Regions from separate parts of the Mus musculus genome. Here all the other regions are linked to region 1. The links are chromatin loops, found by intact Hi-C in ENCODE. Cell type or tissue: heart. All regions are shown on one strand. Links, peaks and the distances in the headings refer to the core of each region. The heading gives the core; the rest is flanking DNA.

Region 1 (10,992 bases), core at 917-8,916:
CACGGGTGCATAGTTGGAAGAATCCATCAAGACATGGGATAAATATTCTTTATGTGCATATATTTCATTTAAAAGCTGAAAAGTTTCTGGCAAATACCAAGAACTTATGAGCAAAATAAGATGTATAAAGGTAAAATTATTGTCAGTCATATAAATTATATTTATATGATAAAATATAAATTATAAAATATATAAATGAGTTAAATTGAGGCTCTAGCATATGCACTGACAGAAATATAACTTCAATTTACTTAAAAGCATCTGTTGTATAAATTATTTCTCATGCATGAAGAGTCCATGGGCTAAATAGATATTTAAGGATAATTATAAAAAGGGATATGCACTGGTTATACATGATAGTCAGATACATGTGCTTGCCTTTTGTCACATCATACCTGCTGTGCTTTGCACCTGGCTTGAATATGTTCCCCAGATGTTCATTGCTGGAGGCTCAAACCCAGGATGGTTTTATTGAGAGGTGGAATCAATGTGAAATAATTGGGTCACTAGGGATACCATCCTTGGAAGAGAGTAATACAAGTCTTACAAGATCTTGCTACTTTAATTCTAACAGTTCTCATGTATTTTACTTTCTATTCTATTATTTAATTTTTTCTGAACATGCCTCCACCATTAAAACACTGTATGCTATGAGGAATTCCAAAGATATCACCAGATAACTTCCACATGCTTTTGAACCTTGGGAACTGTAAGTTCAGCACCTCTTTTCTTCATGAAGAACACAGCCTGACATAGTTATTCCTGTTGTAGTAACAGGAAAAAGAGGCTGCCAAAACAGTATAGATTATTACCATTGCCTCCTAGAAGTTGAAGGTAAAAATCTGTTGCTAAATACACCTCACACTTCAGACAAAGAAGTTGAAAGCTTTTGTCTGGAACTAACCCAGAAGCCCTCCCTACCTCTCACAGAATTGGAAGGTGTTGTGTAAGTTGTCAAAGGAAAAAAGCAATCAGTAGTCCTGTGCCGCAGACCCTCTGGGCCCCTGTGTCTGCGTGGAACAGGTTCTCTCGAGCAGATGGGCAAAGCGTAGGAATTGACAAACAGATGCACACAAGAGAGGTGTTGAATCTGAATGTAATCTCTGGTCGAGTATTAGACTATTATATTACAGCGAATTATCAGGAGTTACAAATCACAAATAAGACAAGGTACACTGAAAGTTACCAGATACAAGCAAGATTACTGCTAAAGGAATTTGCAGAAATTTAGATAAATGTTTACAATAGAGATTAGCATCCCTGCCTAGGATCAGCCTAGTGCCAGGCAAGAGTTTCACACTTTAGTGTTAAAAGCACCAGGGGGTTTTAACTCTTGACAGGCCTCAAGAATAATGTGGTGTCACGGAGCTCTAAATTCCTAGGTCTTGTAAAATTTTACCTTGTCTGGAGAATTCCCTATTTATCAGGATAGTATATCAACTTGCTCTTGGCATGGAATGTAGCCTGTAGTAAAGATTTCTATCTCAGTGAGATTCCCAGGCTCTTTCTGCAGACAACTGAGATAATGGCTTTGATTTATTGTAGTGCTTAATTAGTTACTGAATAGGTTAAACTCCTTGCTGTAATCTGGAATTTTGGAACACTGGGAAAGGCTTTAGCTATGTCAGAATATAATCTCAAAAGGTGCTTATAATAGGGTAATGCTTAATAGAGGGCACGTGGATTCATACACTAGACTAACGCGGGAGTGGAAAATTAATTTTATGGGTTAGGAGGATGGCCAAACTCCAGGAGGGAGTTTCATTTAAACTCTTTTCCTCACGGCCAGCTTCCAAACTTCCGCTTGTCAACTGGCCTAACTGGAGAACATGGCTTTTCGCCAGACTCCAGGAGGGAGCTTTTCATGGAACTCTTTTCCTCATGAGAAAGCTTCCAGACTTTCATCTGTCAAGCTGACTCGACTGGAGAGCGTGGCAGTCCTGCCTCCTTGTAAATCTTGAGAAACATGACAATAGCTACCCTGATAAGATATCCCCAATGATGATATAGGGAAACATATGTTAGAGATAACCAACAGCTGTCTAATTGCTCTTAAGACCTATTCAGGTTGTGGTAATCTATGCCTGCTACTGTAAGCCTAGCCAACTACCCATGGATAAAGAGGTCATAGGCCCTATAGGACAACCTAGTACTGCCATTTTTTTCTAAGTTAACATAGTTTCTAACTGTGTTCTAAATCCTTATCCTCATACCAATAGATACATGTAGCTCTTACCCATCACCAAAGAAGCTTTATTTTTTTTGAAGCAGACAGAAGCTACTATAGAGATCTATAACTGGTCAAAATACAGAGAACAAATAACTTAAGAGACTAGACTTCAATCCATCTACATCTACAGCACAACCCTCAATGTAAAACTCAGGGAACATCACAGAGAAGGGACAGGAAGGTTATAAGCACTAGACGGCAAGAATGTCAACAATAAGATCTCATCGTCTAGGCCTAACAGGAAAGCTCCACCCAGGAAACCTCAACAACATTGTTGCATAAGAAGATCTGTATAATGACCATACCAATGAACACACGAACATAGACGGGGAAAATTTCACAAGGCCCCACCCATAGATGAAGAGCTACAGGCAACTGATAGTTGCTGAAAGAGGGGGAACATGTTTTATTCAGGGATCAGCTCCCCTGATGGTTATTTAATCCCAAGTGGTCACCCATTATCACGTGAGCCATAGCTAATAAACTTATTAGGCTTTCTGCATGTGCACACACACAAACTAATGTGTGTATGTGACAATAATAATTAAAGGAGAGGTTATGAGTTTGAGAAGGAGTTGGAGAATAGTCAAGGAGTTGGGGGGAGGGGTGGAAATGGTGTAAATATTTATGGATAAAATCTTCAAGTCATTAAATTAACTAGTTTTAAAAAATTTAATGAATGTGTATGGGATTTTTGCCTGGCAATATTTTTATACACCATGTGTATGCCTCGTGTTTGTAAAGTCCATAAAAGGGCATCAGATAACCTGGACCTGGAGTTACAGCTGGCTGTGAAACACCATGTGGGTGGTGGGAATTGAACCTAGATCCTCTGAGAGTTGAGTGGGAGGACAGAGTAGAGAAGGGAATATGAGGAAGAGTAACTAAAGGCTGTTTGGAAGATCTCTATGGAAACGTACTACAGTAGACACTTCCTAAAATGTATACATATAAAGGGTATTTAAGTAGAGTTAACATATAATGTGTGGGAAATTCTTCAAACTAGATATCATAGGCTATCAGATAAAATACCCAGTTCATAGATGGCTTACATTTCTTTGAGTTGTTTACCAATGGAGTCTAATAGACCTCACAAGCATCATACACTATTGACAATACCTGCTACTTATCATCTAAAACTTGATAGTAAAACCCTATTGCTGAACATATCCCATAGTTACATCAGAGAAGATGAAGAAATATATCTGGCATTCAATTGGAAGAGTCACTCCTACTGGCTAGCAGTAATAGTGTTGAATGATGCCCTACATGCTACTAGAAAAGTAATTATTAAGCCCACCCATCTACAAGCCCTGTAATTTACTATAACAACTAGCCAGCAAGATGTGTCTACTGGTACAATAGTGACACAAATGTTATGGAATATCCAACAGCTTTTATTATATACATATACATATGCATATGCTATATATGACAGTATAATAAGGTCAACTTGAAGCTCAATAATAAAGGGCCCCAGAAGAAAAACATTCTGCTAGAGGAACATAGAAATAAAATAACTCTTATTTGCATACTGCTATACCCATAGACAAGCGCATCACTCAACCCTCATCAGAAAATATTCTTCTTGCAGTAGATAGTAATTGACACACGGACCCACAACTGGTCAATACGCAGAAAATGAAAGACTTTGTCGTGTTCATTCCTAACTGGCATATCTATATCATGCTCCTCTTTCCATAACTCAGGGATAACTGTAGAAGAGCAAGAGATTATGAGAGACAGATGTAGACAACTTCGAGAGAACGGTTCTCCTGATACAACAGGGTATATGTACATATGAACTCACAGGGACTGTGGCAGCAAAGGAAAGACCTACTATGGAAGACCTATGCAACCTCAAGTTAGACAAGAATCCAAGCACAGAGTAGGGGGAGTGGGCATGAAATCCCATTCCTAGCCAAAAAGCTATTCACAATTGATCATTTCTTGAAGATAGAAAAATCAGTTATCCTCAATGGAGTTTGTGATGCAGTGACTAAGAAATATTCTCCTAAGACAGGCATCTGAACACTTTATTGCCAGCTGCTGTTTGGGAGGAAGGGTTAGTAGGTGTGACATTGTTGAAAGGTGTATGTCACTAGAAGATTTTGAGAATTTAAAAACTCACCCGGTTTGCTGTCTCAGCTTTGTGCTTGCGGCTGAGTGTGTGAGATCTCAGCTTCCTGCTTCTGTCCCCATACCTGCTGTCTGCTGCCATTGCCTCCCATTATGGATTCTAACCCTCAGGAACTGCAACCCCACATACACTCTACTACAAGATTCCTTGTTCACATTTCTTTATTACAGCAACAGAACAGTAACTGATATAGAGTAATACTGGGTATATCAACCACACTCCTGGACTGGCCCCAGGATTAGTAGTCAGCCAACAGAAATGGGACTCTTTAAGAGAGAGAAAGAAATTGGAGTGGGTAAGGTGGAGGGATGATCTGAGAGACACTGGGGGGAAAGAACCAATACATCAAAAATATTTTGAATGAAATTCTCAAAGAATAAAGACATTATTAATGTCTTTTATTTCAAAAAAGAAAAAAATAGAGAAAGGAGGACTAGGAGAGGTATTTCCTGGTGGTGGTCAATGTATAAAAGCTGCCCCACTCTATGTCCTTGAGTATGCTTCGGAAATGTTAACAAAATAAAGCATGCTGTCAGTCACACTGACCTGTATATTCATGGCTGTATTTCCACCACACTGTTCTTGATCAACATTTGTCCTATTCATACTTTAAGGACAGCACTGAACCCCAGCCCATTCATAAAGCTAGGTGACTAGTTCATCTAGGAGTTGAATCTAGCCATTGCATATGTTAGGCAAACACTCCTACACTGGGCTACATATTCAGCCTATTTCTCATATATTGACACAGTCAAGTGTCGTGATATGGTTTCTACTCCATCCCTCCCCTTCCTAGGGGGCATAAAGCAGGCACATATAGAACACCAATTATCAGGGCAAAGCTGCCGTGTTGGAATGGCTCTGTCCCAGCTTTGGGGAAAGAAGTTCATCGTGAAGCTGCATTATTTACATCAACATCACCAGGAAGGGCGGTGTCACAGGCACAGGGCCCACACACGATGCAGCTCTCTCCACCTCTCTCCGGGAGCAAAGGAGAAAGCAGAAGCTTCAGCTTGGACTACTAACCAAGATTAGAGAATTAAGTTACAGAACTAGGCAAAGGATCCACAGTCAAAAGATATCAGGAGAATAGCGGGCACTGACAACCTCAGGCAAACTCTTCTCTGTCTTTATCTGAGGCTCTTCAAGAACTTTACCAAAAAGTACAAAAATTAAATTAAAAAAAAAAAGAAACAAAACTGTAGCCCCAGCTTCTATTCTGTCAATCAATTTTCAGGTTATAAATTATACAGTTTCCCTTTTCAAATGCTACAGAGGAAAGGGTGTGTGTGTGTGTGTGTGTGTGTGTGTGTGTGTGTGTGTGTGTGTGTTCTAAGATATTTACAAAAATTTCCATTCTAAGTTCAGCAATATTATCACCAACAATCCAGGAAGTTTGTAAACAATATTTTCCCTGATGTTTTCTGCCACCTGCTGGACTGTGAGAAATTCACAGGTGAAGTAGTGATTTAAACGAATAAGATTTTAAAATGTTTAAGGGGAGGGTTCTATTTAAAGCTTTTCTTTCCTTCTTTCTTTCTTTCTTTCTTTCTTTCTTTCTTTCTTTCTTTTTAAATTTTCATTTCATACAATAGCAGTACTTAGGAGTTAGCCTGTTTAATCTTGTGATCCATGTCTGTGTAGGAATAGTTGAGGCAATGAAATATTTTGCAACAATCAGCAATTTTTTAAGATCACAAGACTCTCTTTTAAAAAAAAGAAAGAAAAAAAATGCATCATTAAGTATAATCCTCTGTTCGTCAGAGGGGAAGGTACATGTGTACAAATCCTGCCAAGGATTCAAATCTCTCTCCTAGACTTTGTTTCAGGGAAAAGAAAGAAATGTAATGAGTCTACTGTTTCTCCGAATATTTCTTCCCTCCTTGTTGACTTTGGGTTTGCTTCAACCTCTAGAACCACAAACCAACAGGAACTTAGGAGATGGAAAGGACCTTTAAGCCCCTTAAACTAGATGATGGTGGTCAGGGTCTCCACTAAGCATAAGATGTTATCATGATTCTTCTCTCAAACTGCATCACAACCAGCAATGGAACCTAGAACTTCATAGTCAGGGCAACAGCCAAGGCATGCAACAGTCTTGCTTCCAGTGCCCTGCATGCACTGCCAAAGTCTGCTGTCTTGGGGCAACTGGCTATGAAGACCAGTGATATTTCCACAATTTCAGGGTCTACAGAAGTTCACTGTGTCCTGGAATCTCACTTTAGCCCCAACATAAATGACAGTGGCTGAACTCCATGGAGTTTTTATATAGGTAGACTGGTGAACTGTCTCCTTGCACACATGATTAGATTGAGCCATTTACTAAGAGCAAAGTACTCCTTGAAGCTGTCATGTCCATCTACCTTCATATTCTGCCTGACCGCAATGTCAAAGGTGACCTCCATTGGGAAAAAGGAAATCTGAGCTCTTCTCCACCAGTGCCTGAGGTTGGATCAACATATCCAGTGTGTATAAAACACCTCCATGTGGATTAGGTGATCCTTCACCCATCGAGAGGACAACAACCCAGGAGCATCCAACGAGAGTCCTGCTGTCATGTTCTTTGATTCAGACATCTAAAGACTATACCACAGCAGATAGCAGGTACCTAATTGAATGTAATCCAAATAGACCATCTACCTGGTCATTTCACCAGCAGCATGACACACCATGGGCTGTGAGTATCCAGCTAAAGGTCAAAGAGGAAATAACAGGTTGCAGGGTGAAATAGAGCCTACGCCTGAAAAGCCTGACAAGAGTCAGATATGGAAATCCCAGGATGAAGGTTGATTACAGGTAGAACAGTAAGAGTGCCAAAGGCCCTCAGGACGAGGCTGTAACTGAGGTGAAGTGTTGTGCATGGTGGAGAGGTTCACAAGCACCCTACTGTCACATAGAGGAAGGTGCTCAGAAACACCACAACCAAAAGTACTGAAGGTTGTGAGAACACTTTCAGCCTGGTGATCCTGTGCACTCTGGCCCTCACAGCACTCTCACTAGCCCTGAGGACACCACAAAGAACATGAAAGGAGGCTGCATGGAACGGCAGATGAATTGAATGAAGCAACTCAGCCCCAGCCAAAACAAACTGCCTGTGTTGTCATAAGAGCAAAACACTTGCCGGCCAAAAGTGAAAAGAGGTGCTCAGAGGAGAAACATTATGAAACCCATGAGATGGGGAATGAACCTCAAAAACCAAACAAACTAACTAACTAAAGGGGGGAGGGACACCACCCCCAGCCTGACTTTCTGGAGGAGCTCAGGTCCAAATCTGAGTACACACTGTCAACAATGGTAGCATCAACAACATCTGAATACCCGAGGTCAAGGAAAAGGCTCTTGCAGATCAAGAGGAGGGCAGAGGACTAGACCACAGCCCTGGTGTCACAGGCATGGTAAAGGAAATCAGAATTGAGCTAGGCCCAGGGTCACAAGATGAGTTCTTAACTTCTGCCTTCAAACTACAAATCACTCAAGGAGACAGGCAGACACTAAAAGGACAACCAGTGGTTCAGTGGCAAAGTCATCAATTTTTGGGGGGGGGGGGAAATAGGGGGGTCTTTTTTATTTTTTTATTAGATATTTTTTACTTACATTTCAAATATCCCCTTTCCTGGTTTTCCTCTGAAAATCCCCTACCCTTTCCCCTCTCCCCCTGTTCACCAACCCACCCACTCCTATTTCCTGGCCATGGCATTCCCCTACACTGGGGCATAGAGCCTTCACAGGACCAAGGGCCTCTCCTCCCACTGATGACCAACAAGGCCATCCTCTGCTACATATGCACCTGGAGCCATGAGTCCCACCATGTGTTTTCTTTGGTTGATGGTTTAGTCCCTGAGAGCTCTGGGAGTACTGGTTAGTTTATATTGTTGTTTCTCCTAAGGGGGTGCAAACCCCTTCAGCTCCTTGGGTCCTTTCTCTAGCTCCTGCATTGGGGACCCTGTGCTCAGTCCAATGGATGACTGTGAGCATCCACTTTTGTATTTGTCAGGCACTGGTAGAGCCTCTCAGGAGACAGCTATAACAGGCTTCTGTCAGCAAGCACTTGTTGGCATCCACAAAAGTGTCTGGGTTTGGTGATTGTATAATGGGAAGGATCCCCAAGTGGGGCAGTCTCTGAATAATCACTCCTTCAGTCTCTGCTCCATACTTTGTAACTCCTTCCATGGACACAGAAAATGTGGTACATTACACAATGGAGTACTTCTCAACTCTTAAAAACAATGAATTTATGAAATACTTAGGCAAATGGATGGATCTGGAGGATACCATCCCGAGTAAAGTAACCCAATCACAAAAGAACACACATGGTATGCACTCACTGATAAAGTAATCAATTTTTACATGAGTCTTCTCATGGAAAGAAATTAAAGTCAAAGTCACCCTGCACTGCATACATTTAATGTCTTCTTTTATACAAAATTAAAGTGTGAGGGCTTCCAGTCAGCCAAAAGATGGACCCAGGCAGTTAATCTCTTTGCAAAGGAGCTTATTCTGGTACCCAATCACCTGCATGCTTAGTGGAGACTGGTGGTTGATCTACAGAAGAAGAGTATTGTCTACCTAGATTCGATGGGACAGAAAAAGCCTGACATCCATCCTTCAGCTGATTGTCCACTGTCTGCAGGATGAGAACAAATGGAGGATTGTGGATCAGATTGAAACCCTGTGGAGGGGAATCAATACGGCATGCCAGCAGAGGAGATTCCTCCGCAGCTGAATGGGAGCAATTGTGGAATATTAACCTGTTGATATGCAGACTACATTTCCAGAGGCCAACCCATCACCTCTCAGCAGCACATGCCTCTGTTTAGGAGGAAGATGGTGTGGGAAACCCAGCATAAGCACTTACTGTAGCAACACCCACCTGCTGCAGTCTTTCATGGGTGTGGCCAAGGACTTCAGGCTGGGTGGTGGGGGAAGAGCTTTGAAATAGTTTTGGGCTGTAAAAAGTGAGTGATGCCCCACCCTCCTCTATGCAGTGCTAACATAGAGAAAGGAACAGCCCCATTTGAAGCACTCTATATGTGCGTGCACGCACACACACACGTTAGAAACGAAACCCACACAACACATGCTCACAGGCTCTCTGCTTTAAAGAGTTTATTTGTGACTGGGATTGATTTTGAATCTTAATTCAATTTTTCCCCTTTTTTTCTTTTGTAATTTTGCTCTCCTTGTGCATGTTTTAGCTCACTGTCAGTAGCTATTTCCCAGTTCTTTTTAGTATTTAATTTTCAATTGCTTATTTGAAAGGAATGTCAGTTCCAGTACCAGTCTCCCCAGCAAGTCAGGCTGGTTACCCAATGTGGAGCACTATAGGAGTTTCACAGTATAATTGAGCTCTGACCACGTGACCTGGGTCTGGGTCCAGCATTTCAAGGGTCATCAAGTGTCAGCATTTCAAGATACATCATCACCTAGAATTAAAAAATGATCTTTTTTTTTTTGAAGTCGAATGAAGGAACTGGAAAGTTCAATATGGATTTTTGACTCAGGTTTCCTTGTACATAAGCTTCAGTCTTGTGAGTACTATGGAACTGTGTCTTGCAAAACCTAGTCAGCTCAAAGCTATTTTTCTTTAATACATTTTTTGTATATGTTAAGCTGAAATTAATTATTTTCATCAATATTTATATTCCCCACCCTATGAACACAATTAGTACAGATTTAATGATAGTGTTAAAATTGCCAATCATAAATGTTTTACATAAGGATGTTTGAATTCAATTCTGTTAAATATAAACCTTACATTTGTGTCCATGAAGATTTTATTTAATACGGTTTTTTTGTTTGTTTTTGGGGTGTTTGTTTGTTTGTTTGTTTGTTTGTTTGTTTTTCGAGACAGGGTTTCTCTGTATAGCCCTGGCTGTCCTGGAACTCACTTTGTGGACCAGGCTGGCCTTGAACTCAGAAATCCGCTTGGCTCTGCCTCCCAAGTGCTGGGATTAAAGGCATGCACCACCACTGTCTGGCTTAATATGGTTTTATGTTGTTTGAATATATGAGATCTATCTTGGCCCTGATGTTTGATGGCCATGGTGTCATGAGACTGTCTGAGAGTCCTGGCCTGGCAGACAGATACCAGAACACAAATCCTCTGTGAGGCTGGGAACTCTTCATATATATTCATGCCAATGATTATTCTTTTGTTCTGAGCCTTTGATACAAAAATGGAACACTTTAATGAAGACCCCTCTATACTGGATTATAGAAGATGCTTGATATTGCAGAACACAAAGACACCATGAAGAGTGGCAGGGGATGGACCATCCAGAGACTACCCCACCCGGGGATCCATCTCATAATCAACCACCAAATGCAGACACTATTGCATATGCCAGCAAGATTTTGCTGACAGGACCCTGATATAGCTTTCTCATGTGAGGCTATGCCAGTGCCTGGCAAATACAGAAGTGGATGCTCACAGTCATGGAACACAGGGCCCCCAATGGAGAAGCTAGAGAAAGTACCAAAGGAGCTGAAGGGATCTGCAACCCTATAGGTGGAACAACAATATGAACTAACCAGTACCCCCGGAGCTCGTGTCTCTAGCTGCATATGTAGCAGAAGATAGCCTAGTCAACCATCATTGGGAAGAGAGGCCCCTTGGTCTTTC
Region 2 (10,992 bases), core at 1,577-9,576, 180 kb before region 1:
GATGCTAGGCCTACAGGACTCCGACTTGGCTCCCACCTCTCATTTCCATACCTCCCAATTTAATTCTAATAGATAGAAAACATATGTTATTCCATATTTTTTCTTCTGCTACATAACTTCCCTACTAGGACAGAAGTGTCCAAGAAAGCAGTAGATTATATGCACTTTACTGTCATGTCCTGGCTGTTAAATCAGCTCCAGACACAAAGTAAGCCCTTAATAAATCACTACTGGATGCCCGAAAGACTCTCATTTCACTCCCATATGACCCTTTAAGGAAGTTCTGGGATCCGTGGAAAGATAAACACAGAGGACAGGACCATAGCTGGCAATAGCTGGGTATTGAAAAGGCAGGAGGGAAGAAATGGCAGGTAGACTTTCTCAGGTCATAGGAGAATGAAACTCTAGGCTCTTCCCTGCATGACTCATCAGCCTGTTCCTTTTACAAAACCTTTAGTGGCATCTCAGCCTCCTGATAGCAGGATGTTCTAGTGAAGCCTGTCCCTGCAAGCTCCTTTTGAGAATGAGGAATATGTATGAGAAAGGGGCAAGGAGACAAATAGCCCCAGGGTACAGAGTTGTTGATCACAGCCCTCCGCAGAGAGTTGGGAATAAGTTCAATTCTAGTCTATGGTCTTTCTGTCTACGCTAACTGACAAGAGAATGAGTTATTTCGCCTGTCTTGGCCTCTGGAATGCACACACAGTAATAACCAGAATCCCACAAACAGAAGTCTTATTATTTGGAGTGAAAGCACTGTTAAAACTTAAGAGGGGTCTAATCCTGAAAGCGATAATCCTTACCTGTCTGGAGTCTCCATGCAAATCCAGCTTAAAAAGATTCTGTGAAGATAAGACAGAGGTTGTGTTAGGAAGCCATCCTGGTGCCAAGCTGATTCTCTGAGTTGGGTTTAGGGTATGACCAGTCTCTCCTTCCTGATTCCTACAGTGCTCTCTGTCTATGTGCACTGTGTGTGTGTGTGTGTGTGTGTGTGTGTGTGTGTGTGCGCGCGCGCGCGCGCGCGCATTGGAGATCTAGAAAGGAACCTACTATGGGTACCTGTCCTCTTCATCTTTCCACCTATGCGTTCTTCATAACACCCCATCGTTCCTCTGCAGATACAGTGAAAACAATGTGATTGTATGTGGAGTATATGGGGACTTGCAGGGAGATTGTAAGATGGGCTGAGAAGGACTGAAGTGTCAGGAGATAATGCTTGCCTAGCCCTAACATTCTTCCTTCTGATGTCATAAGTTTAGGTGACTCCTGTTGCCATGGGGTCATGCCCCCAAATATAAAGAACAGTTCAAAGATACCTACAAGATAGTGTACCGTTTATACCAAATACACCAATAACATTTGGAGAAAGTTGGCTTCTAAAGAGATGCCATATAGATCTTGAGTGATGCTATCTTCAGCCTTCCAGAAAACAAACCTCCCGCATAGAGAAGGCAGCCAGAAATAATGGCCAACAGAGGGATAGAGAGTGGCAAATGCTAAGTACGATCTTAGCATCTGGCTCTAGCTACATCCTGACTCCTCTCTGTTCCTGAATGTCATGGGTGTTAGTTACTGGAAGGCTCAGTCACAACACATCCCTGAAGTGAATGTTCTAGTCTTGTGTTCAAAAACTCCAATGCCCATGCTCACTGAAATTCTTCCTATTGCATGCTTTCCTGTGTTTTACATTCGTCACGTTCAGTGTGATTACAATGTGACATATTCTAATGGATCTGACCCATGTATGGAAAGCAACTGCATTATGGGTCTACCAACCAAGGTAGACCTTTCACTCAGTCTCTCTCTGACTCTCTTTCTCTCCCTCTCCTACCCCCCTTTCTTGTCTCTCAATGAATAGTCATAGAAGCACCTTTGAAACTCTTAGAAAAATGTCATGTGATCTTAGGTTCTCTGGAATTTCCCAAAGATACAAAGTAATCCTGTAGGTGATAGGTACACCTGTGGTTGGAAGACATATTTTTCCATTCTGGATACTCAAATAGTTGTGAAACATTTATTAAGGAGAATACCTGTAATACCATCACTGAAGATGGTGAAACAGAAAATTTTCAGAGAACAACCAACGATGCATAGTGAGGCCATCTCAGAAATCCAAAGAGAAAAAGAAGACAGCAGATCTCAAAGAGAAAAAGAAGACAGCAGATCTTTAACTCTGAAAAACATAGACTTCAGTATTTTTTGAGCCTGGTCTACTAGAATCCAAGACCCAAAGCCATATTGGACTCAACCGATATCTATACTAGACTGGTGGACTGGTTTCAGTGAATTCAATGGAGGGATGGATATATGGAAGATAATGAATGGTTAGGCAGGTAATTATCATTGAATCTATATAAGAACTAGTTTCCTGAAACATGGAAAAGAAGGTATAACTGTTATAATTTAGATAGCTTCTAAATCAGCCAAATGATACTTTATAATGAAAAAACACTGATAGTTTTCCATTATAAAAGAGAGAGAAAGAAAAACAATCACAATAATACAGAAGCCTGCCACTATTGCCAAGAGGCAAGAGAATATCCCGAAGTAGTTTCTCCAAAACTGCAGAAGAGATGAAGTGAAGAAGTCTGGGGTAAAGTACAAGGTTGGGGAGCACTGGGAGAGGCCAACCAATTTCACCTACCAATTTTAGTGTGGTCCCCAAGAGCTCTTCCTCTGTCTTCTGGCGAAGGCAGTGAACCATGGCAGCGGAAGTGGTGTTTTTACAACCAGATATGACAGCAATTTTCTTCAACAGATCACAGGCCACAAGCAAAGGTTAAGAGTAGTACTTATACCTCTGTCAATACAGCCTAGGGTTCTATCCAATACCCAGTTTCTACTGACGATACGTGATTGCCCCAAATTCTCAGTACCAGCAGGTGTGGGTTCTGGGCTCCTCAGAGTGATGCCTCTGTCAGTGTTGGGACTTGATACAGACTATTTCAATATTTAAAGCCTGTGCTGCTTTATAATCTGTTAAGTGGAATCAGGTGTTGTGGCACATTCTTTTAAGTCCAACACTTGTGAAGTAGCAGCAGGCAGATTTTGGAGAATTCTAGGACAGCCTGGTCTATAGAGTGAGTCCTAGGGCAGCCAGGGTTACATAGTCAGACCCTGTTTTAAAAATGAAAACTAATTTGTTAAGTGAACATAATATTGTTAGTGTGGATGTGTTAAGAGAAGCCAGTGTGGTAAGGAAAAAGAACCAAGAATTCTACTCTCTTGTGTAGAGCTACTGCCTCCACACTCTGGCCAGGTGTCTTTTGCCACCCAAATATGAATTATATCTTTCCTATGAGGAAAAATTACCTATATGATGTACTCAGGGAAATGCTTGCTGCCATATCGAAACTTGTACTGAGTTGTTGGATGTCTAGGAACATGATTCAAAAAAAAAAATTACTTCAGAACTTGCAGAACTTGGCCTAGTTGTGAGCCCAAAACAAGCTCTAGCCATTGAAAATGTCAACTGTACCCCATAGCAAAAGAGATTTGTGAGGAGAGAAGACAAAAGGACACAGGAACAGCACTGGGTAGAATTTACCTCAGCCAAAGGCCTGGTGTTCTTCTTGACCAGGCCTGCAGTGAGGGCCACACCACTTTCAGAAATAGCCCTCTGGAAGAGATTCTTGGCCAAGGGAGACAACACCTGGCAGAGACAGGTAGAGAAGGTGACTTTATACTCAGTGACTCACTCACAGGATTCTGTGGGACCAGCGTTTGGACTCTGTTTGATCACCTTGATGACCCTGTGAAGCCCCCCCCCCCCCTGGTTCTCTGGTTCTGCTGGCTCCTGGCCAATGTGGGATTGCCTCAGTAGCCCCACGTGGCAGCCAGCACCAAATTTTACCTGACCCTGTGGCTGAACTTCATTTGGACATCCCCCTGGAAACATTCACAGAAAACAGCCAAAGAGTCAGAAGAAGAAAAAACTGAAAGACAAGTCCATTTTAACAGACGGGTGTTCACACACTGAATTCTGAAGCAGAGAAAGCAGATCACCACACAAAGGGAAACTGGAAACAAGCAGGCATAGATACCCTTGTAGTCGATAAAGTATATTTCAAACTAAAGCTAATTATAAGAGATAGGGAACACTACATATTAATAAAGGATGAATTTATCTAGAAGGCACCACAATTATAAGCAAACATTTAGAGGCTCTTAATTTTATAAAACAATCACTAAGGGACATGAAAGGCCACCTAAGATATGAAGCAAACATATTGGAGGACTTAATTATGCAACCCTCGTATTAAGAAAGGTCTTCCAAACTAAAAATAAGCAAAGAAATCTCAGAGCTAAAATATGCCGTGGATCAACTGGATTTAACAGATTTACTCAAAATATTCCACCCAAGATGTAGAGAATACAAAGGCTTCTTAACTGCAAATGGAAACTTCTCCAAAAATATCATGTCACAGTCCACAGATAAAACATTAAAAAGTACTAAGAAATCAAAATTATTCCTTGTTTCTAATGAGATCTCAATGAAATAAAAGTAGGATCAATAACAAGTATGTAAGTCTCATCTTAAGCATATTCCATTATCAATATGCATGTAAATATGTTAAAATCAATTAGATTTGTCCTTCAACCCATTCCAATTTATCATCACATTGTACATAATATATGGAGGAATTTAAAGTTATTGATTGTAAGCATGAAATCAATATATTATGTGAAAAACATTGTAATTCAAGAACTAATAAAGAAAATGAATTGCAATGCTTTTTGTATAAATTAGGAGATTACTTATAATATTTAGTTATCTCATCAAGGCGATAGCATGAAAAAGAACTTGGACTCTCTTCCTTGAACCAAAATATTTCAGTTAATGAACAAAATAGTCCTATGTGATAAAGTTTCCAAAATAGCCCATGTGTAGAAGTATGCAAATAGAGAATGTACAAGCTAAAGCTAGTTTTTAGATTTTCTTTAGGGTCAGAATTGAAGGTAGACGCTATAACTCTATATATTAGTTATGTAAGGGGAAATCATGGCAGAATTAAACTAACATTCAAAAACTGATTTAAAAAAGTTATGCAACATAAATAAGTGAAAGAGCCACAGGAACACTCATATACAATGGAAAGGAGAGAGGATGGAAGGCAGGTTTACAGGAGAGAGGTGGTCGATACATGCAGGGATGGATAAAGGTTGTGGAAATACTGCAGTAATACACATCCAAATGTCCTCTTTGAATTCATCTGCACTTTCCCTTATCTCTGAGGAAAACGAGACCATTTTTCCTCAAATATTCAGCCACATGTTTGAAAATTATGGTGATGGGTTTGTACTCTGATCAGTTCTCAGGGAGTGGGCAGGTCACTGAGGACTCCTAGAAGTTTCCATAGATCCCCACAGCATCTCCCACTCCTTGTCTCCACACCAAGTTGACTCCTCATATAATCAGAATGTGTCTGAGACCCCTGTCTCCCTGTCTCCCTGGGGAAGCATCTGTCCACCCCTCCTCACGACCGTCTCTCCATTCCCACCTGGACCCTCAGTCCCAGACACTGCTACCCTTTTTATTGGGTTTTCGAAGCCACAAGACTACTTAAGATGACCCCCTGACTGCTCCAAGTGCTCTAGTTCCCTCAATGTATATGTCTAGCTTGGAGCCAAATAGTGGTGCCCGAACTACTTCATGCCCTTCCCTTTTACGATCTGTAGTTTACTTTCAACCTTCTCCCCCCCCCCCCGAACAAAGTGAATTGTATGTTAATGTGCTGTGCAAAGAGAAAGAGAACTCAGTCTCATGAGAAGAAAAATAATATATAGCAGGTGCGTTTTTATGGTAGGGCATAAAAGTGCCTCTTAGAAGCAGAGGAGTGTTTGGTTCTTAGTTTTCCGTTGTCTAATGCTGAGCAATAAACATACAAACATGAATCTAGGCATTGAAAACAAAGTTCCCCGTGGCTGGGCTATCTGGTCTCCAAGGGATCCTATCAGCAGATATCATACTTAGTAAGGCCTGGTGCCAGGAATACTTACAAGAACAGAGACACTTTCACCTCCTGCTGACTCTCCAAAGATGGTCACAGAGCCTGGGTCACCTCCAAATTTAGCAATGTTGTCCTGGACCCAGTGTAGTGCAGCCACCTGGTCCAAGTGACCCCAGTTCCCCCTGCTGTGTTCATCCCCTGTGCTGAAAGAAACCAGGGTAAAAATAGATATGTCATGAGCTAGAAGTAAGCTGGGAGCTCTTAGTGAAATAAGTTGTGCTCTGCAGGCCTAATACATGTCTTCATCAGCCTCTCATCTCTCTAGCAATATGCTATCTGGGACTCTACACTCAATCTTCCAGGAGCAGTGTTGCCTAGGAGCTAGTTAGTGCTCATCTGGAAACAAGACAGTCAAAACCCCCAACTTCTGAGTGTATTCAGCTCATACTACAGAGCATAGTGAACATGAACAGGTGGGAAGAGGTTTGAGTATCAAGTAATGAAAGTTCTTTGAAAATAAAAATAAATCTAACTTACGAAAGATGTAGGGATGGGAGGGGGCAACTGTGAATGATACTTCAGACTGCAGGACCAAGAAAGGCCTCTTGGGAGCAGTGCTAGCTAATAGAGACCTGAGTAAAATGATCATGCAGGCTTATGGGTATCATAAAATATTACTGCTTGTTATAAGAAGCATTAGCTACAAAGGACCTTGGGGTCGTGGAAACGAACGTCTGGGTGTAGCTAGCAGCAGACACAGCCAGGGCAGGTGCTGAGAGCCTTGGCAAGAGATTCTACACATGTATGGAAATGATCTGCAGGAGCAAGATATGATTTAACTCCTGTTTGTCATAGCATTCTGGCTACTCTGTAGAAAATTCATGCCTTAAAAGTAACAGGTTTACAAAACAAAAACAAAAACAAAACAAAACAACAACAATGAAAAACCCACTGGTTATAACAATACTCCAGTCCTAAACCGTAAGACTTTAATCAGAGTGGAAGACAGGAATAAATGATAAGTAGATGAAGTCAGTTTTTTGAAGGTGGAGCCAAAAGGACTGGTTTATTGGTTAGATGTTGAGTTTAAGAAAAAGTGGAGTCCAAAATGTCCTCCAGGCTTTTATGCCAAGCAAGCAGGAGTCAGCATGGCCAGCGTCAGCACAGTGGGATGCAGGGAAAGGAGGAAGGTTTGGTTTCTTCCCCCCTGCTCAGAATAGCATAAGCATGCCATAACTCAACGCATCCCCTACAGCAATGTGCCCACTCTGCAAAAGGTGGTTCAGAAGTAGCTGTTATCTATGCCTGGAATCACACAGGGAACAACACATAAATCAGCTGAGAAGCAAGTGTAATAGGTGGAGAATTAATGGATAGGTGAGGTCCATTAGTGGAGGAGCAGGATGCCTTCTGAATAAGCCGGACAGAGGTCTCTAAAATGCTTGGCATCACTAGAACTGAGTCCTGGCATCTTTGTTCTGGCAGTTATATTTGGATGTGTTCATACAAAAAAATGATGGAGTACTAGAGCCTGTAAAATGTGAGGTCCAGTGAAAGGCCATTAAGTCACTGGGTACACTGCCCTTGGTGATCTCATGGCACCAGGGTTAGTTCCCTAGTGAGCCAGGTATAAAAATAGCAAGGCTTCCTCAGCCATCTCTTTCCAGCTTTCTGTCTCGTGGGTGATCTCTTCTGCATCCTGAAGATTCCGTTTCTGTCCCTCTACCATATTGATCTCAATATGAGGGCCCACACCAGACCTCCAACAGAAGGAAAAAAATGTATCTTGGATGACAAGCCTCTAAAATTTTTAACTCAATAATATTTGTCTTATACATGTCACAAGTATTGATCTGGTATTCTGATATATAATAAGAAAAAAGACTAATATTGGAGGGCTAGTTATAGAAGAGTTCAAACTCTACCTGAAGAATCCCCAGATGCCCAAACGGTATTGGATGACCACCACCACGACATTTTCATGCGTAGACAGGACCAGTCCATCATAGGTTGATGCCCCACCTAACACTAGTCCACCTCCATGGATCCACACCATCACCTGGAAAAAGATGCAGCAACACAGATCATCAGAAAGCTCCCCTGGAGGGCCCTAGAAGTTGTCTAGTTTGAGTGCCTAAATCTAAGCTGACTCAACTTTGACATCACGGAAGCCATACTAGTACCAAACAAGGCTACAACAGGCAGTCTTTTTCTACCATGCTTTGGCCTAGAATGTCATCTTCCCCATCATTTCTTGCCTTTCTTCAAAGACTCGCGAGCCCTGTCTTTACAGGCCTCCTTAAACTGAAAACATCATCATAGAAACATCTGAGGCCAGTGATGTTATGCTCACCCCAGCACTCCACCCTCCTCATGTGAGGGCTTTATTGTCAGTGGCTCAAGTTCATCATTCTCAGACTCAAAGACTGACTGTGCAGATGGTGACGCTGAGTGCAACAAGATGAAGGAACAAGTGACCTAGTGAGTCCCACCCTGAGCTTTGTCCTCCTCTTCTTCCTTTCTTCCACCCTTTCTCCCCCCTCTCTTTCTCTCTGTCTGTCTCTCTCTGCCTCTCTCTGTCTCTCCCTGTTTCTCTCTGTCTCTCTCTCTCTTTCTCTCTCAGATAAGGGTCTGATTTTTAAGACAGAATAATGATAGCTGGCCCAGTACTTGCTATGTAGCCCAGGCTAACAAACTTACTCAAATGCTTCTGGCTCAACGGCTTCTCTAGAGTGGATGTTACTTAACTAGTCTTTTTTTTTTTGTGATGCAGGGGATCACACTCAAGGCCCTGAGCATCCAGGCAGCTACTCTACCACCAAGCTACACTGTTGTCCCTCTTCTTTATCTTGATATCCTTCATTAGTCCAGTTAGCTAAAGTGGTGATGAGAAGAAAGGAGAGGAATCAGTGACAGAAGAAAGGACAGCATCAGAGCCCTAGGAACACCCTGCAGCTACTACAGTGCCAGAAGCAGACATCATGACATTTGGGGACAGTGCAGCTGTGTGCAAAGTTTACAGCAGCATCAGAAGCACAGCAGTAACAGAGCCAGCAGGGGGTGTGACATTAGCAACATCAATAGATGCATCAGTAGTAGCAAAATGCAGTGATAGCTACCACCCTAGAAACAGCAGCCACTATAGTAGCTATAGCAGAGAGAGGCGGATAAAATATCCCAGAGAATAGCAAGGACAGATGCAAGAGGAAGCAGAGAAATAAAGACTACAGAGTGTGGACAGCTAAGGTTTGGAGAGGAATAAGACCACAAAAGCCAAAGAAGAGAAGCAACAGGTCTTGTCTGCTATAAGTTTCAGAGAGTTCTCTTGTTCCTGGATGGAACAGTAGCAATAGCTATCAGGGGCTGGGTAATCCCGATACACAGGTCTGAAATCTGTAACGCTTGCTGGGCTGTAGTGCTGGGGATTCCCAACAACTAACTAAATTGGAAGCTACAGTGCTAGTCCCTGCCCAGAGAATAGAGTGAGGCTTAGACGCTACTCACTGGGGGAAGGAGGCCTCTGACTTCTATAACTGACAAAGAACTATAACGTGTGTCATCATAGAGCTAATAGCTCCAGTTCCAGAAGCAATCTCAACATCTGCAACACAGCAGGATATCTGCCCCTAGCTGTCAGTTACTGCCACGGATGCTCTCAGAAGCAGTTCTTCTTCTTACTGACTCACAATTCCTAGGGCAAAGGAACTGCCACCAGATGACTGGCAAACAACTATAGGTAATCAGTTTTTCCTTCTATTTGTGTGAGAAAACCAGAGAAGATTATATTCTAGCTATAAGGCCATCGTCCCCAAGCACCAGTTTAGTACACGAGGAAACAAAGTCACAGAGGGTTAGAGAAGCGACTCAATGCTGTACTGCTTTGGAGACTCATGCAACGACGTGTGACATCACAAACAACATTCCCAGATTTCAGTGTACCTAGAAGGCAAGTACCATTGCTTGGTGTTCCTAGGAAAAATATCAAGGGAAAAATGTTTCCTATGATTGACGGAAGCTCTGGGCCTCTGAATCAATTCATTCCTGTGGTGCCCCTGCCTCTAGCTATTTTAAGCTCTCCCAGTTGTACGGGAGAGCCAGATGCTAAAACTCAGAAGGTTAGAACAGATCAACAACTTACTGGCAATCTGTCACTCTTTGTCAAGTCAGCTGGAGTGTAAATATTCAGGTAGAGACAGTCTTCAGAAAACTGGAGAGGAATTTTCTCCTTTCTGTTAGTTAGGAGGTCATTGACTATTTGCCCTGTCACTGGGTCTTGGAAGCACCTGTGAGAGGAGAGAGAACACCCAAGGTTTCATCAGACCCAAATTGGAAACATTACCTGGTATCAACCTTGCTCTGAGAGTTGTAATTCTGTAAGTTATTATCATCCCATGGGGACACTGGAATGGAGATACCCCAGGAGCCATGGGAATGGCACCCTGGGGCTGCAGTCTCTCTGTCCTACAACAAGTGAACAACTTACTATACCTCCCTTCCCAGAGTCTTAGATCTGCCCTGGCCAAAGAGAACATAGGTGCTCATATGCTTGGCTTGCCCTTGGAGAGGACACTCCTTGCACTGGCTAGACAGGGTCCTGTGCTCTGCTGAGCTTTGTACCGTGGGCTGAAAAGTTGACTGAGGTTCTCTACGAGGTGAACATGGACTAGTCTTGGGTGACTGCCATCAGTCACAGAAATGCTCTCAACTGGCAAACCTGTTGAGACAACAGCATCTCAAAAAGACTTGCTTTCCGGTTCAGCTTCATGCACTGATAAGCTGGGTGACCCTGAAGGACTTTCCTGAGCTGGGTTCCAGTCTGCCAGGTCTCAGTAAGGAGGCTGCTAATGTCCAAGAGCTTTGCGACACTGGCCTGCTAAGATTCTGCCATCAATTATTTGAAGTAACCATTGTTGCTCTCATAAAAGATTTCAAAGGCCATTCTGGATTAGAGTTAGTAATGTTACTGAGGTCTTCCAATGTGGAAGACTGATTTACATTATATGCTCACACATTAATGCCTTAGGTGAGCTCCAGGGTAGGC
Region 3 (10,992 bases), core at 913-8,912, 200 kb before region 1:
GTACCTTGCCAAGAGAAGAAACACTGACTGCACTGACATTCTTTAGGCTATCTGGACTTGATGGGCTTTTCTATTGGCTCAAAGATTGAGTGGGGCAGGGGGAAAGGATTGTTCAGTGGTGACTAGGAGGCTGGATAGACCTAGGCATGAGAACTTAAAGTCACCCTCAACTGTTCTTGTCACTCATGTAGTTCCACTCACCCACTTTCAAGCAACATCAAGGTTCAAGACAGAAGAATAAATTATCTTCATCCCCTTTATATTGAAACAGGCCTACCCCAGGGGCTTACATAGGCGGGTAGGAGGTGGTGTTCTTCACGAAGCTCCAGGGCTCTGCAGGCTGTGGTGGAGCAAATCTCAAGGAGCCAAGAGGGGGCTTGGCAAAGGGGACTCCCAGGAAAACAGCCACAGGCTGTGTGAATCCTTCCAAATTGACATACTTCCCCAGGACTTTGCCTTTAACAGTGTTCACCACAGGTGGTGAGGATGGGTACCCTGTTGGACAGGAGAAAATAGGAACACATCAGTAAGGAAAAGATAGACCTGGATTCTTGGTGGGTTTGTCACTTCAGGACTGATGGCATTGCTAAAGTCACCCAAACCCTTCCAGGTCTCATTTGCTTCTTACATAAAATTAGAGTGAAGACAATTGTTCTCATCTCAGAGGACTGATTAAAGACTAACGTGTATTGGTGTCTTAAAAGCATCCAGCCTAAGTCACTACAGAAAGAGAGGTACCAAGTATGAAGATGAGTTTTGGTTTCCACTGGAAATGTTCATCCACTAGGATCCTGTTGCTGAGCTGGGTGAGAAGATGGACAAGAGCCCTCCCTGTCCTCAGGAGGGCTCACCTTGCAGGCATGGCAACAGATACACTCGACTTAATATTGAGATGCATAAGATTTTTGTCCTGGGGTAGAGCCAGGAAGGGGATACAGCAGTTGGAAGAGAAAGTGATGTCTCCTGATTGGTCACACAAGGGTTGTGACTTACAGTGTGGGGAGAGGCTAAGGGGATGAGAGAGGTGGGTATGACATTGCAGGAATGAGAAAGGGTGCTGTGGCTCACAGACAGCACACAGCCAAGCTGGGAAGGGTGGGTGCCCTATGACTGTCACCAGGAGGAGTCCAGGACAGAGAAAGGTAATCCTGGAAGAGAAAGAACACACCAGGGAAGACCCTGGAGGACTGAGTAAGGGGCTGGATTTTACTTAGCAAACAAATAAGCAGCAGAAATAGCTCTGTGGTAAAGCAGACAACACACTTCTAAAACCTTCTTGGGGGTTCTGAGCATGGTCTTCCAGGTAAGAGAGACTGGGCATCAAAAACATTTACCCTACTGCCTCTATTCTTGTAGAACAGACAGTCTTTGCAGTATCCTCACTCTTCTTCTATCCATTGTGGGACCTGCACAAACCAACTTGGTCCTTCTTTACATGGTTGGTGGACTTATAGACACTTGGTCATGGCTCCCCTGGTGTCCTCTTTGTCTGACCTCAGGGGCCTCAGTTTGTGAGAACATCCCTCATTGGGTAGGGCCTTTGAATTTAGACAAGATGTCATTCTTCCTCAAAGCTTGTGGCCAGAAAAGACAGGAAATTTCCAAATTTAGTGGGAAGTGGTCACTAGAACTGAAAACTCCTCATTGGAATCCAGCCTCTATGTCACATGCTATCAACAGCCAGATGCATACTGTGAATATTCAAGTTGTTGTTACTAGTTATTACAAAGAACGATGAACTTTCTGGTAGACATGTACATACAAAATCTACTTTACGATATTCTGAAAGACCATGGAGAATGGGATAAGATGCTGATATGTGTTCAGCACTTCTAAGAGGTGAAGGAGGGTGAAGCCTGAGGAGAAACGCCTGGGGTAGGCTTTGTCAGCTCGGTGATGGTCCACCGTGAAGTGGGTAGAAACAGATTATCTGGGGTCATATTCCTGCGTCAAGTGGATATACAGCAATGGCACAAATATTATGTAGTTATGTATTTAAAATTGTGTAATATCAGAGTGCAATACGGAACATTTGCTCTGTGCCCAGGCACATTCATTCTCTTTACATAATTTCTCAAAGAGGCCTTGCCAGGAGAGCAGGCAAGATTTCAAAGCACCAAGCATTGACTGTAAAAAGGTGAAAACAGGGTGACATTACAGGCTGGGGGAACTGGAATCCCCAGGGTGTAACTAATGTGGGTCCCATCCCCCACCTTATCTAAGTCTCCTGCCTGGGCCACCCACCTGTCCTGATCTCTAAGATCTAGTCATCAAAAAACCCAAACAAAGTCCTATATCCCCCAAACCTCCCAAAGAACTCCATGTAACCGCCCCCTCCACCCCATGCCACCTCACTCCTCTCTTCTTTTCAGGTGAAACTACAACAATGGCTCTTGCTTGCCCGGTCTCTCCGCTGCCCTGGCCTCCTGACTAACCTCATTGTTTCCTCTTTTACACCATCCCTGTGACCTGTCCCTGCCTTGTGGGAGCTTCAGTGTAACACCATCATCTCAATTGTCTGATTTAAGCACGTTGTAATTTTTATTAATCCATTACGTTTTCAGCCAAACCTTTTGCCTACCTTTTAACCTAACTTACCCTCTGGACCCAGAGCAGAAGCAACCGCTCTTTTTGTCCTCAGTGAAAAAGGCACTCCTGTCATCTCTGCTTTAAAGGTGGGGGTTCCCTAGTCACTGTATCACCCAGGCTTTGCAAACTTTAGGATATCAAGTTGGAGTTATTGATTAGGAGCCAGATATAAGGCTGGCTCCTGAGTTTATGCTTTCCATGTTCTGCTCAGCCTCTCTCTCTCTGACCTGCTTGCAACTTGACAAAGAATCACAGGGAAGCAGCCTGATCCTTCTTCAGCTCTCCTGTGCCTCCTATAGCTGGGTATCCCAGTGTCCATCCTCCTCTCTGTCTCTGTGGGAGTCAAGTTCTTCGGACTTTGATGCACCCCTTCAAGTGCAGAAAGCAAAACTCACCAAGGGACTGGACTATTTTGTCCACAGCATTGCCCATTGTGCCCAGAACAAAGACTGAAAATGTACACACAGACATTTGTAACCCAGAAGAACTTACCCCAAGCTGTGCACGCAGCAAGAGAAAGCCATATCAGAGGGTAGAGGCCCATTGTGGAAGGACAAGGGCTCTGTGGGTCTCTGAGCTATCTGCTGCTTTAGCAATGCTTCTGTTGTGGACCAGGGGACCCGCCTCCTTAAGTCTTGCTCAACCAGCTCAGTTATGTAATCTAAGCTTAAAAAAAAAAAAAAAAAAAAAAAAAAAAAAAACTCTTCCTTCCAAAGAGCTCTCTGGGTGTCAGTTGGGCCCTCCAAGCCACGCCCACTAGGAGTTTACCCACTTTTATCTGAACAGTCAGTGCCCAGTACTCAGATTACAAGTGGCCAGAAACCCATCCAACAGCTTCTTACATAAGCACCTCTCCCTGCAGCACTCTCACCTCAATTCAGTGCACCCTGACCTCTCAAGAGCAGACAGCAGCAGCCAGGTGCCTGCAGGTAGTGGGAAGTGTTGTTCTGGGGTCCTTCTACAAAGCTCTGCTCAGCTGGGATGTGAGGACGGACACATTTCACAGCCTTCCTGGACCTGCATGTCTTAGAATCCATACTCTCGAGTTAGGAAGGGAACTCACACTCTACCAACCTTTAGAGGATTCCTAAATTAAGTTTGTAGTATTCCTGCCAAGTGACCTGGCTGGGCACGGTGCATACTTAGGTTCAAGGAAGTTTACCAGAGAAAGAACCTTTGGACATAATGTTCATGTAGGAAACAAACTCCGCTGGCAACAATCCTTGCTTCTAACCATCCATGCATACACGTACACACTGATTCTTCAAACATTGCCAAAGCGCATGGCCTCCCTTTTCATGGGAGTGTACAACAGCAGGTGGGTCAGTGCATCTATGCAATTGCTGACCCTAGCCTATTCCAGCAGTGTAGCCTCTTCATACTTTCATGTTTGGGTACCTCTTTTCATTCCTCTGGTGTGTATTTTGGTTCTTTCATCTAATCATTTATTTTTAAGTTCTCAGGATGCATTACTAAGTTATTTGTTTGATTTTAGAAATCTTTAATTTCTTTAAGATCAAATCTCTTTGACAGATCCATTTTGGAAAAAAATAGTTGACGTAAAATAGTAGTGAGCTGATAAAATAATAGACATTCTACAGCTCTGGAAGGGTTCAAGTCCATTTGATGCATAATTATATCTTCTTAAAGACATGAGACTGTAGTTACTCATGATATAGAATTTCCTCCCGAAGTACTTCTGTTTTATCTGGGTTCTGTATGTTGTATCTCCATTTTCATTTCATTTAAGGAATTTTTCAACCTTCTCCCTCTTCCCTCTATTTCATCAATGAATGTACTTAAATTCACACAGTGGAAGGAGAGCACAGAATCTCACAAATTGTAGTTGAGTTTCTCACCATGAGCAGCAGGGTACTTTGTGACTGGAGTCATTTGAAACCCCTCAGAGACCTTGATCACTAGAATAAGCTGGCACAGGCAGCATCACTGTTATCTTTACAGCCATACCTGGGCTGAACTGGTGGTGGTATACATCAGGGTGGTATGCACAGGTTTGTTTTGCCCGCTAGGAGGAGTGGAGTTGTGATATGTGGTGCTGGCACAACAGACACAGAGTGTGATGGGGGAGAGGTAGACTAAAACTGTATCCTTCCTGGCCACTGGCCACTGGGTGTACTGGCAAGTCTCCAGCTCAATCACACTGCCTCGCTCTGGGTTTACTGGCTGGATTCCTGCTGCACATTACTCTGGGTTTATTGGCTGGATTCGTGCTGCACGTTACTCTCAGTAGGTTGTTGTGAGTTTGTGTTTTCTTTTGCTTTGCTTTGCTTGTTTTTCTTTTCGTCTGGAGGAAACAAACTCTCGAGGCTGACTCCCAGGCAGAGTTTTGCCGTGAGCTCATGAGATATGAAAATGGTGGAAGCAGTTCTCCCAGAGTAGCAGTTTCAGACTCTAATTCTTTCTAATTGTGTCTTTGTCTCTGCTGAAGACACCCCACTTGCAGGGCGTGTGCTTTTCCTATACACTTATTTGAAATTTCCAGTCTGCTTGATCCAACACTTGTGTCCAACACTCAGTCAACATGGGCTGATCATGTTGTCTCTTGTTAGTGGAATTTTTCTTTTCCAAGTCTGTCATTTTTGCATTTAATATTTGATACAATGCCTACCAAAGAAAGAAAGAAAGAAAGAAAGAAAGAAAGAAAGAAAGAAAGAAAGAAAGGAAGGAAGGAAGGAAGGAAGGAAGAAAGAGAGAGAGAGAGAAAGAAAGAAAGAAAGAAAGAAAGAAAGAAGGAAAGAAAGAAAGAAAGAAAGAAAGAAAGAAGGAAAGAAAAGGGAAGAAAAGGAAAGGAGAGGAGAGGAGAGGAGAGGAGAGGAGAGGAGAGGAGAGGAGAGGAGAGGAGAGGAGAGGAGAGGAGAGGAGAGGAGAGGAGAGAAAAGGAAAGGAAAGGAAAGGAAAGGAAAGGAAAGGAAAGGAAAGGAAAGGAAAGGAAAGGAAAGAAAAACTGAATAAATGGTATCTGTGAATCAACAGGAGTGTGGTTGGGTTTTGCTAGTCTGATGAAACCCCAATTCTGGTTCTTTTATGTGGTGTATGTGTGTGCATGTGTGTGTGTGTGTGGGGGGGGGGATGTGCATGTGTGTTTGTGTGTATGTTTTAAAGAGCTTGAGTATTTGTGGTGTAGTATGCAAGTAGTATAGGATGTACAGAGTATAGGATTTTTTGTGCTCTCCTTAGCTACCACAGTCCACCACCTCCTCCAGACTATGCTAATGTTAGCCGGTGCTTTGTTTATGCTTATTCCAAAGGGCTCATACCCTGCTCAGTGCACACACCCTTCACAGGGGTCTTTCCCATGATTTTATTTTCTTGAGTAAGATTTCTGAGACTTGGTGTCCAGGAGCTGCTAATTTAAATGTGGTATCCAGTCCAGTTCCCAGAATTTCTAAGAGAATTCCATGGTTCTATAGATTTCTCTGTGACCTTGCCCTTCCTGAACATCAAAAGACAGCTAGTAACACTACCCAGGACAGTTTCCTACCATTATCCCCAAGATACACGCTTAATTTCCCCACTCAGCCTCAGTAAGTCTTCACCAAGCCTTCAGAGGCAATAAATAAATAAATAATATAAAATAAAATAAAATAAAATAAAATAAAATAAAATAAAATAAAATAGCCTTGTGCTTTTCCTTACAGATTTCATTCGTTAGGATAAGAAACTCTGAGCATGGCCTTATGCCTTTTTTTCTGCTTCATACCTACTCAGGATTTTTCTCATAAACTTATGATAGATATACACGAAGAAATGACTATGTGTGTGACTCCTCCTTGCATCTGTGGTTCCAGGGACCTTATTACTCTCCTATTAGCCTCCACTTCTTCGTAACAGCTCACCAAACCCTTTAAATTTCTTCATGCATTGATGTATTGATGCCAAAATCCCTACTTCTTTCCCCCGTACTTGTCTTCCTTTAGACTTCTGGATAATCATACCACAAATGGATTTTCTGCGGAACCATCTTCATATGACATTGCCTCTCTCTGAGAAGCTTAGATTCATTTCCAATCTACAATATTGATTTGACTTATGGAACAAAATTTATTTTTTCAAATTGAGTCCACATGTGCAAATATTCTCTCTCTGGCCTCTGTCCACTCCCACCACACAATTCTGCAGTCTCCCCAAAGCCTTGGCCACAATCATCTTCCATGTAAAGTAGTCTCATTTGGGCTCCCCTGAGGGTGAGGCTGACAGAGTCTCCCATTCACAGCTCAGTGTGTTCTGTCGGCAGTTGCTTCTTAGCCAGAAGTTCAGTCCAGAAAGCCACTTCTTTTTCTTTCAGCTTCTGGGCTTGTTGGGTGGTGGCTCCAATCTGCAGATAACCTTCCTTTTGGTCATACTCTGGCCAATGGGGCAGCCCTTGTCCATTGGGATTCCTGGGAACAGAATCAAATAGAATTCCTTAAGGCTGTTTTGTGTCCCCTACATTCCTGTGATATTCATAGGGTTTGTCTCTCCTAAAGACCTGTGCACCACAAAAAGGAAAAGGGAAAAAAATAAATAAAGGAACACCATTGTCAGAGCCCTAGGTCACAGGGTTGGAGCCAATCAGTTAAATTTCAAAAGCTACGTCTTCTTTACGGGTACTCTATTGTCTCATCTCACCCATCAACTTGGCTCCATCTGCATCACTAGACTCACCCATTCCTAGCAAAGTTGGCCCAGAATTTCATCATCATCTTGCTGAGGTTGATCTCCTCTTCTGAGGTACCACCTGTGAGGAGTAAGAATAATCTTTTTTTTTTATTCAGTTCATGGTTCATGAGCTAATGAGAGCAGTATCACTCAAGAGATTATTAAAAGAGTCAAGTTTGGGCTTTTACATCAAAGCTGTAGAATCAAAAGCCTTATTACAGAGGGCAATGCTTAGCGGGTGTATACTTTCTGTCTGAGAATAACTTATCTACTATACAGCAGGCATATAGTATATTCTGCTGTGATCATCCACGTTCAATTCTAGGCTACTTGAAATGAAATTGCCGCAGATGAAGAATTCTCTGGATCACAGGGTGTATGGGATTTCTGGGTATTGCATCTTTTCTTATGGTATTCCCCATAAGCCCACAATTAGATGTACAATGGCCCTAAGATATAATCTTGGGAGCTACAGAGCATATCATAAAAAGCCATAAGGTGGCTCACAGTCATGAATTATAGCAACTACTGGAAGTTGAAGTATTAAAGACACTCTGAAAGGATTTCTTTACATATTATATTAATTACTATAGAGTTAAACTATCACATACAGATAGGTGTGCCTATAGGCAGATTGATGCACATGACATCTGACCTGTCCATTACTCATATTCTGATATGTCATGCTGAGTAAGAACAGCATGATCTCATCCTCACTCACATTCTGAAATGTCATTATGAATGAGGAATGAAGCATCAGTGGCATCCTTGTCTTCAAACGGGATACTCGCGTACGCCATTTCTCTTGGTGCATTATTGATCAGAATCTTGATACAGAGTGTGATGGTTTGTATATTTTTGGACCAGGGAGTGGTACCATCTGGAGGTGTGACCTGGTTGGAGTAGGTGTGTTACTGTGGGTGTGGGTATAAGATCCTCACCCTAGTTTCCTGGAAGTCAGTCTTCCACTAGCAGCCTTTGGATGAAGACATAGAACTCTCAGCCCTGCCTGTGCCATGACAGCCTGGATGCTGCCATGCTCCCACCTTGATGATAATGGACTGAACCTCTGAACCTGTAAGCTAGCCCCAATTAAATGTTTTGTTTTATAAGACTTGCCTTGGTCATGGTGTCTGTTCACAGCAGTAAAACCCTAACTAAGACACAGAGTACTGCTGGCTGCTAAGAAGTATGCACCTTTCCTTATCTATGCTGTAGTGGGAGAAAGCCTGGGAATTTGAGAGTTGAGCTCATCCCTGTTGCACTGAGTTGAGAATTGAAAATCAAGAGAGGAGGAGAGATATGCTCAAGGCCACAGAAGCCTTGGAACGCAAAGCTCCAAATCGCAAGCTCACAGGCAGCAAAGCACCATTACCTCTTAAAATTGGGGCCCCAAAGACAGAGTAGATTTCATCTCCATGGTCTCCTACCACCGTATCTGGTTTCATTTCTGACGAGAAGCTTGGACTATATTGAAACTCATACATGTATGTGGGGGCTCCGGCATCTGAGAAGACACAGATTCACATACCATTCATATTGCCAGACACAAACTTGAATGGCATCAAGGTCTTTGTAATGCAAGAGACCTCTGAGTATCAGTGCAAAAAGAGAAACACTTCAACACAAGCTTCTTGATGTGCTTAGCACTGTGCAGTTAGTGGAAGAAGACAGTGATGTTCATGTGAGGAAAAGGATTTATGAATGCACTACATTTAGTAAGCACACTGGGTTGTTCATTGATAACCCACAGTGTTCATTCATTTCATGATCCACAGCTTGCTGGGTGTCCTCCATTCAGACATGTTTTAAGCATTCTTAGTGTTTTATCCCCACCTATTCTGAAAAATGTGAGGCACTTCCAAGATATTTGTCTGAAAGAGAGAATTTCTAAGGATAAATACATGCAAACATGGAGCACTAGTTACTTTTGTCTCAGGAGTACAATGTTGGAGAAAGCTGTCCTTCATAAGTGAGAGAATAACAGCTTTCTCAGACAAATCAAATCTTATGAAACTCACCACTCTAGCCATGTCTTACTTTCCTCATTAAACATTAAGATAGAGATAGATAACATGAGACAAATGAAGACACAAAAGTCAATGATACAGAACAGTGAACAATACTCAGAATGGCCATGATGATGTGTACAGCAAGCTTATTCTCAGTATGGGGACAAAACAATGGTATTGTGAAACATACCTAAATCAAATAATAGCTATAGCTATAACTAAATCAAATGATAGCTATAGCCAAATTTTGTCATTACAAAGTGATATATGTTCTAATCTCGAAGACATAAAAGTGTACAGTAGGGGGAGTTGAAATGTGGAGTTGTTCTAGAAAACTTTTTCTTAGCATCCTAGACCAGAACATCTCCATGTTAGAATATCTGAAGCACCAGAGAGGTCAGGTGTAATAATATCACAAAGGGGCTTCAATACAATAGCACAGTCAGTGATGGCTCATTCAGATAGAAAATTGCTAAGGAAATGGGTCTTCATCAGTATCTTAGGAAGAATCTATTTAATAGCTTTGCATGTAATATTATACCCAACAATAATAGTTTTCAAGCACTCACAGAACATTCTCCTGAGTAGATCCTATATGAGGATGCAATACAATACCCAGCTAACACAAGAAGACTAGAATTAGAGTCAGCATCTTTTCTGATCACAATGGTTTGAAACCAGACATGAACACCAGGAACAATTTTAGACTACTGATAGACTCTTGGAAATAAACATGGTCTTGAGCCACTAATATGTCTTGAAGCTAAGCGGAAAATTTAAAGCATATTGAAACAGTGATGGAAACATATCTCTTTGGGAAAAACATGCCCCACACAAAGTGAGGATGAGTGTTTGGATGCCCAAGATGCATGTCAGTATAGCCTGCCTCTGGCATTGCAGGCTGATGTAATCCTAGCATGCTGGAGGCATAGATCGGGATCTCTGGAGAACTCTGACTAGTTAGACCAGCTGAACTATCAAGTCCTGAGTTCAAGCCAGAGGCCCTATCTCAGGATATAAGGTAGAGAGCAACAGAGGTCTGGTATCCACACACATGCTCACATAAGTAAGTGCCCACACAATATGAACATTCATGTACATGTGTGTATACCAGATATACACAAACACATATATACAAATGTGTGCACACAAAAATGGAGTCATAGCTTGCCAAAACTAATGAGATATAGTAAAAGTAGTTGTATGAGAAACGTTCAGAGCATTAAACAAGTACATTATAAAAAGAAGAAAAATATCAAACAATCTACTGTTACACTAAAGGGATCTAAAAGAACAACAAAGTAAACCCAAAGGGTAGCAGAAAGGAGAAATAATCATGATTGATAAAAAGCAGGGACTGTAGAGTTGGCTCAGTAGTTAAGAGTACTGGCTACTCTTCTAGAGGACCTGGGTTCAATTCTCAGCATCCAGTTCTCAGCACCCACATGGAGGGTTACAACCATAGCTGCTACAGTCCCAGGAAATACCCTCTCCTGGCTTTCATAGACACAAGGCACACACATATGGTGCCCAGACATATATGAATATAAAATGCCAACAAACATAAAACTAACTAACTAAATAAGAGGGTTTCTTTTTTAAGTGAGTTCTGAAGCTATAAGAAAAGGTAAGAGTCAAGAAAATCAAGTTTCTTTTTTCTTTCTTTTTAAAAAGAAAAGTGAAACTAATAAGCTTAGTTGAACTAAGAAAAAGAGAAGATTTATACAAAGGA

What was found. A loop is a pair of places that touch in the nucleus more often than their neighbours do. Peaks named below come from ENCODE experiments on the same cell type or tissue, not always from the same donor. Only the 100,000 strongest peaks of a DNase experiment are listed, where the experiment ranks them.
Region 2: it touches region 1 in a loop (6-fold over the local background); 13 of 42 quality-filtered maps call a loop at or near these places.
Region 3: it touches region 1 in a loop (4-fold over the local background); 12 of 42 quality-filtered maps call a loop at or near these places.

What each region holds. Positions count from the first base shown.
Region 1 is chr8:93,392,456-93,403,447 of GRCm38, forward strand. No RefSeq gene overlaps it. Among named protein-coding and RNA genes, the nearest start is that of Ces1h, 18 kb to the left of the region's middle. In heart, for the core only: a CTCF peak has its summit at 5,819 (motif pointing left); no DNase peak of the experiment used is centred there.
Region 2 is chr8:93,211,499-93,222,490 of GRCm38, forward strand. It overlaps Ces1e (carboxylesterase 1E), which reads right to left. Exons shown (of 14, transcript NM_133660.3): 3 at 10,090-10,234; 4 at 7,877-8,010; 5 at 6,001-6,154; 6 at 3,548-3,652; 7 at 2,645-2,749; 8 at 804-842. Among named protein-coding and RNA genes, the nearest start is that of Ces1e, 13 kb to the right of the region's middle. In heart, for the core only: a CTCF peak has its summit at 6,543; a DNase peak (open chromatin) is centred at 6,083; H3K27ac peaks cover 1,918 bases.
Region 3 is chr8:93,194,587-93,205,578 of GRCm38, forward strand. Ces1d (carboxylesterase 1D) reads right to left here and starts at 3,218. Exons shown (of 14, transcript NM_053200.2): 1 at 3,082-3,218; 2 at 291-495. The coding sequence starts at 3,133. Ces1e (carboxylesterase 1E) reads right to left here. Exons shown (of 14, transcript NM_133660.3): 12 at 8,624-8,755; 13 at 7,255-7,327; 14 at 6,632-6,989. The coding sequence ends at 6,818. In heart, for the core only: a CTCF peak has its summit at 4,601; DNase peaks (open chromatin) are centred at 3,375 and 4,685.